Linked DNA regions of Homo sapiens: region 1 is linked to region 2. Evidence: read pairs that join two places in POLR2A ChIA-PET (ENCODE). Cell type or tissue: A673. All regions are shown on one strand.

What was found. Peaks named below come from ENCODE experiments on the same cell type or tissue, not always from the same donor. Only the 100,000 strongest peaks of a DNase experiment are listed, where the experiment ranks them.
Region 1: POLR2A ChIA-PET joins it to region 2 with 12 read pairs; 7 of 35 experiments call an interaction of 5 or more read pairs at or near these places.

The regions. Positions count from the first base shown.
Region 1 is chr14:103,510,104-103,518,103 of GRCh38, forward strand. LOC112268130 (a long non-coding RNA gene) reads right to left here and starts at 1,547. Exons shown (of 2, transcript XR_002957595.1): 1 at 1,422-1,547; 2 at 1-1,111. RefSeq lists an enhancer at 7,641-8,000. In A673, no CTCF peak of the experiment used is centred here; a DNase peak (open chromatin) is centred at 3,028; H3K27ac peaks cover 1,603 bases.
Region 2 is chr14:103,409,696-103,417,695 of GRCh38, forward strand. The region is part of intron 2 of MARK3 (microtubule affinity regulating kinase 3); the gene reads left to right. It also overlaps the pseudogene RPL10AP1. Among named protein-coding and RNA genes, the nearest start is that of MARK3, 28 kb to the left of the region's middle. In A673, no CTCF peak of the experiment used is centred here; no DNase peak of the experiment used is centred here; H3K27ac peaks cover 449 bases.

The sequences.
Region 1 (8,000 bases), 100 kb after region 2:
TCAGCATGAGTTACACAGTTGTGTTGCCCTTTGTGGCTACTCTCCCCACACTTACTAGAATGTGAGCCCCATGCGGCAGCGATCTTCATCCTTTTTCTTTTCCTCTATTCCAAGTACCTAGAATAGTGCCTGGCAAAGGCACTTAGTGCACAATTAGTGTTTTTTAAAAAAAAAATGATAGGAAGCAAGCAGGAGATACATAGCAAGTACAAGACATTTTCAGTGGCTTGCAGTCAAAAGTGTCACTGAGGTCCCCCCAGCTGCCCCTGCCCCGGCTGGCCCAAGGATGAGATAGGTGGCTGCTCTGGGGTCATGTCTTGCTTTATAGCCTGGCCTGTTGGGTCTCCAGGAGCCTTTTGAGTCTTGCCTGTTTGACAGAGAAGACTGAGGCCCAGAGGACGGAAGGGATGGGACTGGCACCCAGTGAGCTTTTCCCTTCATCAAGATGCTTACACAGGTGATGTCCATCATTCAGCTTGGGTCAGGTGCAGACCATGCACGTGGTGGTGGTGCGTGCGATGGACATGAAGTAGCTGACCCTGTGTAGAGATGACATTTCCCATCGGGTGTGGAACTGGGAGTTCAACCCTTTGGCTTACCACCCTAATCTGCATCCACACTAGAGAGTCACACAGCCCAGGTAGTATTTGGATTTCAACCCCGGGAAAGAATAGCAACCTGCCGCTTGGTGGCAGCATGGGAGCTGGGGTTTAGTGAGGAGGGGAAGCAGTTGTGTAGGCATCAGCAGTCATAGCACCAGGCCGAGGCGAGACCCTCCGAGCGGAGTCCGGCTGGTTAAAGGGCCTGCACGGGTCTCTCACAGAAGAAGGAAAGCTGGTCCTGAGGGTGGAGCCAGGGGAATCTGGGGGCCACTTCAGCATTCTTTGTTGCCATTGGCTTTGGTTCAGTAAGCTTTGTTGATTTATTTTGTTGTTGTTATTGTTGTTAGAGTGATGGGGCTGATTGCTTATAAGTTCTGAGGTTCTTATTTGCGTTTCCAGCTCCCTGGGTATTCATTCATACCTGGTTTCTGGCTGTGGTGAAATGTCTTCTGACCAAGTGGGTTGATAAACAGGGGGCTTCGCTGGAGCGGGGGCAGGGGGCGCGGTCACTGAACAGAGAAAAAACTCAACTCATCCTCATCTCTGAGGGGACTCTTTCCCCCAGCCAGTGCCTTCTGCAGTTTCCTGCTCTATCTATATTCCACCCACTTAACCCACCTCTAAGAGTTATTTTAAAACAGCATTCTAGAACCCATCTCTCAAGCAAGAGGGAAGTCTCCAATGGCTCATCCTGTGCCCCGCCTGCATCTGCGGGCACCTGCAGTGCCGGGACGCTCACAGCCCGCCCCCAGGACCTGTGGGGGGAGTTCAGCTGCTTCGGCTGCTTCTGCTGCTCCGCGTGCACATGGGCCTCCTTACCACCCTGGCAGTCTCCTCCTCTTGGAAGTTTTAACTATTCAAGACTCAATGGCCAGGCGCGGCGGCTCATGCCTGTAATCCCAGCACTTTGGGAAGCTGAGGCAGGAAGATCACTTGAGGTCAGGAATCGAGACCAGCCTAGCCAACCTGGTGAAACCCCGTCTCTGCTAAAAATACAAAAAATAATAATTAGCCAGGCATAGTGGCAGTGCCTGTAATTCCAGCTACTCAAGAGGCTGAGGCAGGAGAATCACTTGAACCTGGGAGGTGGAGGTCGGAGTGAGCTGAGACCACGCCACTGGACTCCAGCCTGGGCGACAGAGCAAAACTCTATCTCACAAACAAAAACAAGGCCGGGCACAGTGGCTCACGCCTGTAATCCCAGCACTTTGGGAGGCCGAGGCGGGCAGATCACGAGGTCAGGAGTTCGAGAGCAGCTTGGCCAACATAGTGAAACCCCGTCTCTACTAAAAATACAAAAATTAGCCGGGTGTGTTGGCACGTGCTTGTAGTCCCAGCTACTTGGGAGGCCGAGGCGGGAGAATCGCCTGAACACAGGAGGCAGAGGTTGCAGTGAGTTGAGACCACGTCACTGCACTCCAGCCTGGGCGACAGAGTGAGACTCCGTCTCAAAAAAAAAAAAAAAAAAAAAAAAAAGACAAGTATTTGAAGATTAAAAATGTGTTCCCTCTCTGAATTCTTTTTTTTTTTTTTTTTTTTTTTTTCTTCCAGACAGAGTGTCACTCTGTCGCCCAGGCTGGAGTGCTGTGGTGCGATCTCAGCTCACTGCAACCTCCGCCTCCCAGGTTCAAGTGATTCTCCTGTGATCTCAGCTCACTGCAAGCTCCGCCTCCCGGGCTCAAGCGATTCTCCTGCCTCAGCCTCCCAAGTATCTGGGATTACAGGCGCCCACCACCACACCCGGCCTCCTCCCTAAATTCTTGCTTCTCCAAGTTAAGCTGCCCCAGTTATTTTCAGGTGTTCTAGAACAAGACAGGAAGACTTCTCATCAATCATTTGTTCATGTGTTCATTCATTGTAGCCATATTTTGAGGGTTAAGGTAGGAGAAGCACCTCTGTGCTGACCCCTGGAGATACAAAAATAAACAAGGTAAAACCTCCTGGCCTCGACTACCTCATCGCACAGGGAGGCGAGGGGCACTGGTGTGATACTAGGATGGGCTGATGCTGCGTTCAGGAAGGCCAGGGCCCTGGCCGAAGGGAGTCAGGCCTGGGTACAGGGGAGGCACGTAGAGGTGGCGGTGCACCGAGTCCGCTCAGTGGGAGAGAGAGGAGTGGCACGTGCAGAGGCAGGCGCCAGGGGCCTGGCTCATCTCCAACTCAGGCGTGGGGGCAGCGGCTGGGCCGCCAACTCCTGGGCAGGCTCTTTCTTGTCACTAGCCCAACATGTTATGTCTCAGACTCTGAGACACTGCACTTCTGTGAAGGGGCCTTCATTCCCCAGTACTTCATTAGGGAGTGACCTAGCAGGCTTTGGGCAGGGTTGTGCTGCTGCCAGACCAAAGCAGACTAATGCTGCACCAGACAGCCAGAGCCTGGCGAACCCAGAGAGCCTGGCATGAGACTGCCTGTGCTGGCGCCTACCAAAGCAAGGCCTGCTCTGACTCGCCTCAGCCTCCTCTCAGGAGGAAGCTGCCAGCAGGCGTGGGTAGGCGTGAGCACATTCTCAAAGCAGTTATGTTTTGCATGGAAGTCAGCTGGGAAGTAGGAGCATATGTAGTCATGTTCATTAATGTGGCACCAGAAGTCCCTGGGTGGAGCATGCCTCAGAGAGCATTTCCAACCCGCCACCACCCTCCACTCCACCCCTTCCCAAACGCACCTGTGCACTCCGCGAGTTCTGCTCTGCCAGTCACTCCCCTGCTACAGGCTGGCCTCCGCTGCTCTTTAGTACACAGCTCGGCTGTCTCTGGGACATGTGGTTCTCGTGCTCTCCACCCTAATCCACTGGCCACTCCTCTGCTACCTCCATTCTGTGGGCTCTAGAGGGCTCCAACAAGCTTGTCCCATGCTGCTCGGACATCTCCTCAGCCTGTCGCTGTGGGTGGGAGTTGCTGCTCCCCAGAATGGTGATGCTGTGTGTCCTTTTGTGTTGATATCACTAAGTACATAGGGCACATTTTGCTGGCTTGCATTTCCTGGTTTGGGAATACTTTATCTGAAATGCTTGGGACCACCCACAGGTGTTTCGGGTTTGGGGTTTTTTCAGATTTTGGAATATTTGCATTATACCTACTGGTTAAGCATCCCAAATTTGAACATCTGAACTCTGAAATGCATGAGTGAGCACTCCCTTTTAGCATTACATCCGCACTCAGGTTCAGGTTTTGGAGTATTTTAGATTTCAGATGTTTGGATTTGGGATACTCCACCTGTATATTTCATTAATTTAACCAAAACACTGGAACTTTGCTGACAAAGTTAGTCATGTTATCCTGTGTCAAGGCCAAGAGAACAGAGGAAAGCAATCCCCATGCTCCTTTCTGATCCCAAGGAAGAGTGAATAGGGTCAGGCCAGACTCTGGCCCCTCTGCCACAGCGTTTTGTCCCCCAGGTAGGTGCTGCTGCTGTGACTTGGGTGGGGGCTGCAGCACAGGGGTCCCTCAGAAGCACAGCAGTTTTGGGGCCAGGCAGAGTGGCTCACACCTGTAATCCCAGCACTTTGGGAGGCCGAGGCAAGAGGATCGCTCAGGCCAGGAGTTCAAGACCAGCCTGGGCGGGCAACATGGCGAGACACCCCGTCTCTACAAAAAAAAATTTTAGAATTAGCCAGACGTGGAGATGCGCTCCTGTGGTCCCAGCTACTGGGGAGGCTGAGGAGGGAGGATCACTTGAGCCCGGGAGATTGAGGCTGCAGTGACCTGTGATCCTGCCCACTGCACTCCAGCCTGGGTGACTTCAAGACCCTATCTCAAAAAAAAAATAAAAAATAATACATTTTAAAGGAACAATTTTGGGTATAGATGAGTAGCACCACCTTTATTATTTCTTTTTTTTTTTTTTTTTTGGTTGAGTTGATTGCTATATTTCTTTTCTTTTTGAGAGTGTAACACATTTGAAGTGCCATTTAATATGTTGGGTAGTCGATGGGTCAAAAGTATTGACAAAACTAGACTTTTCATTTTAATTTTAATGGGAGTTTCTGTCTTTTTGCTATAAGTTGTATATTTCCGGAATAGCTTTGATGTGTGTTAACACAGACCACATATACCAGTAATGGGTGCAGCTGAGTATAGGTGGAATGAGAGTAATGAAGCAAGACCTAAGCCCTGCCCTGGGAGCAGGCCGCATTCTCAAGAGAGAAGGCTCACCAGCCCAGCAGTCCTCTAATGGGGAAGAGACAGGACAGAGCCGGAGGGGAAGAGGGATGCAGAAGGAGGCCCTCCGGGAAGGAGGCCTGGGCAGGCAGGGCAGTCCTCCCAGAGGGGATTCGGGCGATTGTGGGAAGCAGAGAGCAGACATGCAGGTGGGAGCCCTGCCCCAGGTTAGGCAAACAGGCAACAAACACGTCTGGAGGGGTTGGTGCCGTCCTGAGTGCAAGTGGGTGTGGAGTACCTGGAGCCACTGGGCCAATTCCTCTGCAAGCCCAGCAGGATCCCAAGCCGAACCCCACGCTGCATGGGATTCATGAATGGTAGAACAGGGTTGCAGCCCCTTCACCACAGCAGGAATGTTGCCAGCACCTCAGGAGTTGGTGCCAGGCTGCACACACGCAGGCATTTCGCCCCACAGCACCGAGGACGGCCTTGTCCTCACAGCCTGGGCAGCTGCTGGAGCACGTTGATACCTGGCCACCCCTAGCTGCATGGGAGTCTTGAAAGTGTGCTTTCACAGCCAGGCAGCTGCGTGCAGGCTGGAAACCAGGGCGCTGTCACTCAAGCAGAGGGGAGAATGGCTGCTAGGGGACCACCAGCATCCGTGCCATGAAGGTGAATCAGAGACAGGTGCCACTGGCAGTAGCACTTTTATCTTTTGGGGGGCCTTAATTTTTGTTAAGCCTTAAATTTTGGTAAATCCCCAGGCCTGAAAAGGGTGTGAAAATCAGGACTTCTGAACCCAAGCAAAACAATACAAAGTTGGGTTTGGGGAAAAAGGTGGAAAGAGTCCAACCAGCTGGGCACAGTGGCTCACACCTGTAATCCCAGCACTGTGGAAGGCTGAGGCAGGGGAAAGGCTTGAGCCCAGGAGTTCGAGACCAGCCTGGGCAACATGGCAAAACCCCGTCTCTACAAAGAAAAAAAAAATAGAAAAAATTAGACAGGTGTGGTGGCACGTCCCTGCAGTCACACAGCTACTTGGGAGGCTGAGGTGGGAGGATCACCTGAGCCCAGGCAGGTCAAGGCTTCAATGAGCCGCGATCGTGCAACTGCCCTCCAGCCTGGGTGACAGAGTGAAATCCCGCCTCAAAAAAGTTCAGTCACTGCGAGTGCAGAAAGCCTCTAGCCAGACTGAGAAGTCTGCGTGTAAAAAACCTCAGCCTGGCCGGGCACGGTGGCTTACGTCTGTAATCCCAGCACTTTGGGGAGGCTGAGGTGGGCGGATCACCTGAGGTCAGGAGTTTGAGACCATCCTGACCAACATGGAGAAACCCCATCTCTACTAAAAATACAAAATTAGCCAGGTGTGGTGGCACATGCCTGTAATCCCAGCTACTCTGGAGGCTGAGGCAGGAGACTTTTCTTGAACCCAGGATGCGGAGGTTTCTGTGAGCCAAGATCGTGCCATTGCACTCCAGCCTGGGCAATGAGACCAAAACTCCGTCTAAAAAAAGAAAAAAAGCCTCAGCCTTCTCAGCAGTACCAAAAAAGCCTCACTTATCTAAGCTGAAATGCTGTCATCTGCTCAGTGGAAACCTCACGGCCAAAAGACTTCTTGCCAATCAAATTACTGTTTTCTTTTTACCTGTAGAAAAGGAGACTCACTTCACATCCATGTGGGTCCAATGTGCAACCCCTGAAGGGTGCTCTGGGAGGCTTTAGGAAGTGCCCGCTGGCTCGAAATAGAAATGCAGAAGGGGCAAGTGCAGCCTTTTAAGCCACTGCTAAGACAAGCAGGTCCCAACTGTGGGAGGCTAGAATGTTCTCAGAAGAGCAGTGAAAAGAGCCCAGGAGTTAGAGCCGGCGAGGCCGGACCGGTCTGTCTTCCTCTCTGAACCTGAGTTTCCCTGTCTGTGAGGCCTCAGGCCGTGGTAGTGGTAAAGTCTTGCTGCTGCTTGGTGGGCTTCCGCAGACTGGAACACATGACAGCATTTTCTACAAAACACCATTAAAAACATTATTTTGGCTTATATAAGTAATACATGTGCCCTGTAGAAAATTTGGAAAATATAAAGAAGGAAATCACCTGTTACCCCACCACCCACAGTGACTACTGTTCTTTGGGGTTTTTCCATACATATTCTGTGTGGGATCTCAGAGCACAAGCTGTTTTATAACCTGCTTCTGCTCTTGAGCTTTTCTCAGCATGTCACCACCTCACTAGATTCCTCACACTGTCCTCCCTGTCTGCACAGGACCCCAGAGGAGGGGTGGGGCTGTAGCCACTCTTCAGTGTCAGCAAGCCCTTACAGTTTCCCTGTTCTCAGTCATTGTTCACTTATATTTCTGTAGGGCAACGGGACTCGAGGAAGGGGGGCTGTTTTGCCCCCTAAGGGGCATTTGTGAATGTCTAGACATTTTTTATTGTCATAAGTTGGGGAAGCGAGGACTACTGGCATGCAGCAGTTGGAGGCCAGGGCTGCTGCTGGACGTCCTGCAGCGCACAGGACGGCCCCCACCAGAGTGGTCCGGCCCAAGTGTCTGGAGCGCCACTGCGGAAACCCCGCCGTGGACTCCTTCCCTAGCTGGGAAGTCCCTGAGTGGACAGGAGGGACAGCTGAGGTGGGGCTTGGTGCAGCCAGATTGCCCTGCAGGGAGATGTGTCCAACAGCCAGAACATCTCCCTGTGTCCCTGCCGCCCCTAGATACTGTCCTTTGCTGTCCATGTTTGACAGTGCTTTCAAGGAGAATTGCCTGTTAAAGTCTGCGGAGTCTGAGGAAAAAGGAAGGCTGTCTAGACTGTGGTTGGAGGCTCCGTGGAACTAGTGGCACAGGCAGACGACTGTAGCTCCCCCACTGAGGGGAGTGTATTTTAGGCCCTGCCTGGTCCCCAAAAGAATTAATGCAGTAAGATAAAATACGTGAGGCACAGGGAGGAGAGTGGGGCCCGGAGAGCTGGGGGTCCAGGCCCTGTGGGCGCCACAGGCCAGCCAAGGCCCCACCCACCTTCAGAGTTTTACTGCCTCAGAAGTGGTCCTGAGCCAGGCCCAGCCTTCTCGGCCTCCCCGGACAGTGCGTTGAGAGGCCTGCATGGGGTGATTAGGGGTTCCGCTTGTTTGACCACCGGTGGTTCTAGGAGTGCCCCACTCTGAGAGTCAACATGGGAAAAGGGGAGCGTTGAAACACAAGTGTTAGGCCTGCCCAGCCATGCCCTCAGCCCTGTGTTCACCTCGGAGTGGGGCCCACACCACCCCAGCGATTGTCAGGCTGGCTCTGCCCAAGCCGTGATGAGAGGGACTGA
Region 2 (8,000 bases):
GGAACATGATGACAGTTTTTTTACTTAGTAATGTACCTTGACCATGTCTGGGTCTTAGTACTCATAGATCTGACATATTAGTCTAAAGGCAGCATAGTCTTCCTGGCTATGGTGGTACCATAGTTTATTTCCTATCAGTGGGCATTAGGGTTGTTTCTAAATTTTTGTTGTTACAAACAGATCTGCAGTGGACATTCTTTAGCATTGCGTGTCCTTGTTAAGTGTTTCTGTAGGATAATTCCTAGAAATGGAAGTCCTGGGTGAAAGTGGATGACTATTTGACATTGTAATAGATACTACTAAATTGGTTTTGAATAAAAAGTGATGTACCTACTTTATTATTCTACCAAAATGGAATAGAGTGTTCATTTTCGTACATGCTTCTACACTGTAGATAATTTTTGTCTATCTGAAGGTCTCAATCTGTTTTTGCTGCTGTAACACAATACCAGGGACTAGGTAATTTATAAAGATAAGAAATTTATTTCTTACAATTGTGGAGGCTGGGAAGTCCAAGATCCAGGGGCTGCATCTGGCCAGGGCCTTCTTGATACATGAAGGGCGTGATGGAAGGGCAAAGAGTGGGGAAGGAAGGGAAGAGGAGGAGAAAGGAAGAAAAGAGGGCAGAGCCCTTGCAATCTGATTGCCTCTCCAGGGCCCCATGCCTTAGTACTGCTGCAACAGCAATTACGTTTCACCATGAGTTTGGGAGGGGACATTCATTCAAACCATAGCACGTATGGACAAAAAAAGGGTGTAGAGAAAACCAGAAGTTGCTTTTTCCCTTTTCACTACTTAGATTTATGATCTTTTTATATATTTTTGTCATTCATAATTTCTTTTTGAGGCAAGTTCCCTGGCCACCCGCAGTAGCTCATGCCTGTATTCATAGTGCTTTGGGAGGCCAAGGCAAGGAGGATCACTTGAGCCCAGGAGTACAAGACTGCATTGTGCTATGATTGTACCGCTGTACTCCAGCCGGGGCAACAGAGGACACTCTCTAAAATAAATAAAAATAAAACAAGTTTCCTGTTTATATCCTTTATTCATTTTTCTTTTTTTTTAATCTTAGTGATTTAAACCCTTTATGTTTCAGTCATCTGTCTGATGTGTCTGTTAATGTAGGTTATGAATATCTTTCCCTAGATTACTCCTTTTAACTGTTTATGATGTCTTTCTTGTTTTAGGGAAGTTTTTAAGTATTTATGTGGCAAAATCATTTAATCTTTTTCTTTATTACATTTGGGTTTCATGTCTTCTTGAAGATTTGTCCCGTGACTTAAAAAACAGTTCTATAGGCCGGGTGCAGTGGCTCACGCCTGTAATCCCAGCACTTTGGGAGGCCGAGGTGGGTGGATCACGAGGTCAGGAGATCGAGACCATCCTGGATAACACGGTGAAACCCTGTCTCTACTAAAAATACAAAAAATTAGCTGGGCATGGTGGCGGGCGCCTGTAGCCCCAGCTGTTCAGGAGGCTAAGGCGGGAGAATGGCATGAACCCGGGAGACGGAGCTTGCAGTGAGCTGAGACTGCATCACTGCACTGCAGCCTGGGTGACAGAGTGAGACTCCGTCTCGAAAAAACAAACAAACAAACAAAAAACCAGTTTTGTATTTTCTTCTAATACTCCTCCTATGGCTCACATTTTAACGTTTAATTCATGTGGTATGTATTTGGGAAGATTAGTATTAGGTGTAGGGATCTGACTTTTTTTTTCCACTTGGATTACAATTGTCCCAGAACCATCAGTTCTCTCCCAACAATTGAAGATACCTGCGTTAACACATAATAAATTCTCATATGTGTCCTGTTATTTCTCCAGTCTGTTTATTTAGTCCTATACCCATACTGTGGTGTTTTTATTACTGCAGCTGTGGATTGTATGTTTTAGGTCAAGTTCCCCTCCTGATGATTCTTTTTTTTTTCTCTCTCTCTTTTTTTGGTGAGATGGAGTCTCGCTCTGTCGCTAGGCTGGAGTGCAGTGGCGGGATCTCGGCTAACTGCAACCTCCACCTCCCGGGTTTAAGCAATTCGCCTGCCTCAGCCTCCTGAGTAAGTGGGATTACAGGTGTGTGCCACCACGCCCAGCTAATTTTTGTATTTTTAGTAGAGAGGGGATTTCATCATGTTGGCCAGGATGGTCTCGATCTCTTGAACCCATGAACTGCCCACCTCAGCCTCCTAAAGTGCTGGGATTACAGGTGTGAGCCACCACGCCCGGCCAATGACTCTTATTTTTCAAAATTTTCATAGCTTTTTTTTTTTTTTGGTCATTTACTCTTCCACATGAATTTTAGAATTAAGTTGCCATTTTCTAAAAACAGAGCATGAAATTTTGATTAGATTAGTTTTCATGGGATTAGTTGGTTTTTTGTTTTTTGTTTTTTTTACTAGTAGCAGTAGAATCTTTTCAAATATGCCTTAATATAGGCGCTGGGGCTTGCCCGTGGTGCTCTTGATATATAAGGCCCGGACATTCTGCCAGTTTTTTCTCGAGCAGTGACACCAAGAAGTTAACAGCCAGGTGAATGTTATGCACAAGCTCATCGTCTGTCATCTTCACGTGGCCAACAGCCACAGCCAAACATAACATGTTCATATGAAACTTGATTGTGGACTTCGCCTCATCCACTTTGGCCACCGTGTTTTCATCGTGTGTGAGCAGGGAAGGGAACTTTACTGCCTTTGTTAGGCCTATGCCGAGGATTCGTGGGATTTGCTTTATCAGAGACTCTGAAGCCAAAAATGCATCATACTTCTTGGCCAGCTTCTTGACCAGATTCTTATTCTTGAGTTTTTTTGGCACCTCAGTGTCCACTTGGGGGGATATCCGTGGCCTTGGTCTCGTCACAGTGCTGCTGTTCCCCCAGGACCCACACTTGGGACAGGGAGTGGACTTAAGCCTGACGGTGCCCGAGAAGCGCTTGTCCTTCTGGGGGTCATAGTTCTTCAAGCTGATCTGCAACTCCACCATCTTCAGGAACTTGGGGCACTTTCACTGGTTCCCGTGCAGGACTTCCTGCACCGCCTCATCCAGGGTGTCGTGAGAGACTTTGCTGCTTATGGGTTCTCATGCCACGCTAACCAGAAAAGAGGGTTTAGTTGGTTTTATAAATTATTAATAGTTTGGGAGGAAATTGATATTTTAATGATGCCAAGTCTTTCTTTCTTTTTTTTCTTTCTTTTTTTTTTTTGAGACGGAATTTCGCTCTTGTTGCCCAGGCTAGAGTGCAGTGGCGTGATCTCAGCTCACCACAACCTCCGCCTCCTGGGTTCAAGCAATTCTCCCACCTCAGCCTCCCGAGTAGCTGGGATTACAGGCATGCACCACCATGCCCGGCTAATTTTTGTATTTTTAGTAGAGACGGGTTTCTCCATGTTGGTCAGACTGGTCTCAAACTCCCAACCTCAGGTGATCCACCCGCCTCGGCCTCCCAAAGTGCTGGGATTACCAGTGTAAGCCACCACATCCGGCTAATGCCAAATGTTTCTATTCAGGAATGTGCATGTGTCTCAAATTTGTTTTCAGGTTTTGTAACTTTTTTCATCTATGTTTTATATAATGCTTGTTAAATTCATTTCAAGCTATTTTATAATTTTTGTTGCTAATGTAAATGGAACTTTTTTTTCCTCAAGAAGGCAATAATCATATAACTTCTTGCATTTGGGAAACTTTTGATCTCTCATTTGGAATGTCGAAAATTAAGTTTATATTGTTTTTTAATAGCATGCTTTTTTTTTTTTTTTGAGACAGAGTCTGGCTCTGTCGCCCAGGCTGGAGTGCAGCGCGATCTCGGCTCACTGCAAGCTCCACCTTTTGGACTCAAGCAACCTCCCACTTCAGCCTCCCCAGTAGCTGGGACCACAAGCACACAGTACCGCACCTGGCTTATTTTATTTTATTTTATTTTATTTATTTATTTTATTTTATTTTATTTTTGGTAGAGATGGAGTTTCACCATATTGCCCAGGCTGGTCTTGAACTCCTGAGCTTAAGCAGTCCGCCTGCCTCGGCCTCCCAAAGTGCTGAGATTACAGGCGTGAGCCACCACGCCTGGTCAGTTGTCTTTTTTTGAGAATGTCAAATAAAATGGGATCATATGGTATGTAACCTTTTGAAACTGGCTTCTTCTCACTCAGCATCATGTCTTTGAGATTGATTCAGGCTGTTGCATATATTGACAGTTTGTTCCTTTTTGTTGCTGAGAAGTATTCTGTTGTATGGCTGTGCTACAGTTGGTATTAGCTCCCCCACTGAAGGACATTTGAATAGTTTCCAGTGTTTGGCAATTATGAATAGAACTCCTGTACAGGTTTTTCTGTGAACATAAGTTTTAATTTCTCTAGGAGTGACATTACTGGATCGTGTGGTAAAGAATTAAGTGAATTGTTAACTAGAAAACTGATTTTATATAACAGTATAATATTCCTAGTAGAAAGAAACCTAAAGCCTCTGGTCTGGTCTGTGAATTGGTGTATTTTTATTACTTAGTACTTTTCTTTTCTTTCTTTTTTTTTTTTTTTAAAGATGGACTTTTGCTCTTGTTGCCCAGGCTGGAGTGCAATGGCTCAATCTCAGCTCACCGCAACCTCCACCTCCCAGGTTCAAGCGATTCCCCTGCCTCAGCCTCCCTAGTAGCTGGGATTACAGGCATGTGCCACCATGCCCAGCTAATTTTGTATTTTTAGTAAAGACAGAGTTTCTCCATGTTGGTCAGGCTGGTCTTGAACTCCCGACCTCAGATGATCCGCCCGCCTTGGCCTCCCCAGGTGCTGGGATTACAGGCATGAGCCACCACACCCAGCTACTTAGTACTTTTCTCAGCTAAGATCTTTATTTTTGTCAGCGTTCTCTTGCCCTGTGATGGGAACGTGATGTATCTTGCCTATTGAAGAACTAAAACCTCTGAAGAAAACCCAGAGGGTTGTGGGAAGAGTGGCATTGATGATTTGGGGACTTAATTTGTTCTGAGTCAGTATAAGTTAAAGGCTTATTGTGTATTATGTTGAGAGTTTTAACTGCTATCCTTGGGGTAAGAACAGAGATGTAGAATTATATCGTGAAAAGAATTTTCTGAAAGAAGGGAGTAGGGACAATCTATATCATGCATTTAAGTCACAAGGATGTCGTGAACATAAAAGATACTCACGAAGGCCGGGCATGGTGGCTCATGCCTGTAATTCCAGCACTTTAGGAGGCCAAGGTGGGCAGATCACAAGGTCAAGAGATCGAGACCTGAGGTCAGGAGTTTGGGACCAGCCTGGCCAACATGGCAAAATCCCATCTCTACTAAAAATACAAAAAATAGCCGGGGATGGTGGTGTGCGCCTGTAGTCCCAGCTACTCGGGAGGCTGAGGCAGGAGAATCACTTGAACCCGGGAGGCGGAGGTTGCAGTGAGCCAAGATCATGCCAGTACACTCCAGCCTGGCAACAGAGTAAGACCTTGTCTCAAAAAAAAAAAAAAAAAAAAAAAAAGATACTCATGAAAAACTATATGTTCGTTGGAAGAAAGTTGTTTTAATTTAACAAACATGTTGGAATAAGAATTATAAACAAGATACATTAATATGTACACTCTGAAGACCATTTTAAATCAAGCCTTTAAATAGCCTAGTTATGGTGTAAGTTCAGTTTAGATGAGACTTCCCACAGGATGACCATGAACCAATCAGAAATGGATATCAAAATGCTCATTTTATATATTTTTAAAATACATGTACCAGTTGTGAAATTCATCTGATTTAGCTCTTAAATGAAAATGCTACCCATTATCCATATTGTCCTGGAAGCATCTATCCCATATTTACTATGAATCTGGGGATGTTAGTTGCATCTGCTGTCTTGCTTTTGACCAACTTTTCATAGCTTATGGTTATTTTGGTGTGAAATATTGCCTGTTTTACACCACAGTTTTCTTTCAAGTTCATTATTTTCCCCCCACTAATTTTCATAGCCTCCCAGAGACCTTTCCCCTCACACGAACTACAGAACTCACTTGTTTCAGTCATTTGTACTTTATTGGAGTTATTTATTGTTTAAAAATTATTTTCCTAAAGTAATGCATGCACATAGCTTAACAAGTCAAATATACTAAAAAGTTCTAATGACAATCAGAAGTTTCTTTTCTTATCCCTCTTTTTCCTCAGCATTATTACTCAAAGGCCCCAACTTTTTTAAGCTCTTTCTTCTGTTACTCCAATAGCTTTCTCCAAATTTATCATTTTAAACATCATTGACTTCCACTTCCCACTTCCATATCTACATTTCTTTCCCTAGCTTTTCTATTGCAGTGATATATTTGGCTTATTTACTTAAATTACGACTGTGTAAGTATTGTTGAGCTTTGGCTATGATCATTTATTTTCTTATATAATTGTAAAGCTTTGTCTAAAATTAATAGTTGTTTCTTTTTCTATAAACTCTTAGGTTTTATGTGTTACTGCTAATTGGCCAAAATGTTCTAGCTTATCTTTCAAATATTTTGCAGTACTCACACATATAATATAATGTATTAGCTCAAGAGAGAATCGGTGAGTATAAATTAGAGACAGCAAGGTAGCTCTTTCTAGGCACAGATAAGTGGGATGGTAGCTACAGGGAGACATTAGGCCAAGGTATTTTTTAGAAGATGGACAAAATATCAACATATTTCTCTACTAATGGGGATAATCTCATAAAAAGGAGGAAATTGGTGCTGTCGAAGAGATTTTGGAATAGGTGAGGGGATGGTGGAGGCATTGGTCTTTGGATAACATGGACAGTTCTTCCATAGAAATAGGAGGAAAGCAAGCCAGGCGTGGTGGATCACGCCTGTAATCCCTGCACTTCGGGAGGCCGAAGCGAGTGGATCACCTGATATCAGGAGTTCGAGACCAGCCTGGCCAACATGGTGAAACCTCATCTCTACTAAAAATACAAAAAATTATCTGGGCATGGTGGCGTGCCCCTGTAATCCCAGCTACTCAGGAAGCTGAGGCAGGCGAATTGCTTGAACCCAGGAGGCAGAGGTTGTGGTGAGCCGAGATCGCACCACTGCAGTCCAGCCTGGGCAACAAGAGCAAAACTCTGTCTCAAAAAATAAAGAAAGAAAATAAAGTAAAGAAATAGGAGGAAAGCAGAGGGTGCCGGCATCAGTGCAGGTGAGGGGATCCTTATGGTAGTAGGAGCTTGTAGAAATTTTCTGAGTGCAAACTGTTTTTTCAGTAAAATGGAAAGCAAACTGATCTGCTACGATGAGGAGATGTATTAGAGATGTGAGGAGGTTAAAATAATTGCCAGATAAGCAGGAGAGTGAATGGACTAGAGAAATGTAATAGAATTGCCAGGCAGCCTTAAGGCTTCCCTGAGGTTGGTGACCAAGGATTTAAAGTGGGAAGAGTCAGCATGGCGTTGTGCTACTCTCCAGCCACATTCAGTTGCCCAGCTGCAGGCATGGCATTTGCAGAGATTGGGGTTTTGTCACATTAGTATAGTGAAAGGACAAAGGAGCATTGTTATACAACACCCCAGGAGCATTGTTATACAACAACATCACAATGAAATTAGTGATATAATTAGGAACTAAGAACTTGAGGAGGAAGACTGACCCTATGAAGGTGTGGGGTCAGTGAATTACAGATCCTGGTAAGTTCCAACAGTTATTAGAGTACTAGATTGAGTGAGCAGGAAGGTAGAAGAAGTTAGTTAAAGAATGGGAAGCTCAAACTTGGATCATGAAAGGTTTTCAGATATTGGGAATGTCAAAGACTGGAGTATAACCATGTAAGTAGCTTAAGTATGTAATATTTTTTTTCTTTCTGGAAGTTTATCCTTGGTTTTTAGAAATTAGCCATTGAGGTGCCAAGGGTTAGTCTTCATTCATTGTTCTTGGTGCTCATTGGACCCTTTTAATATAGAGGTTTTTGTCTTTCAGTTCTGGAAAATTGTCTCTTTTTTAACTTAAAAATCTTCATTCTGGAATCCTTAAGCAGAGACTGGAGTGCTTGAAAAGAGCCT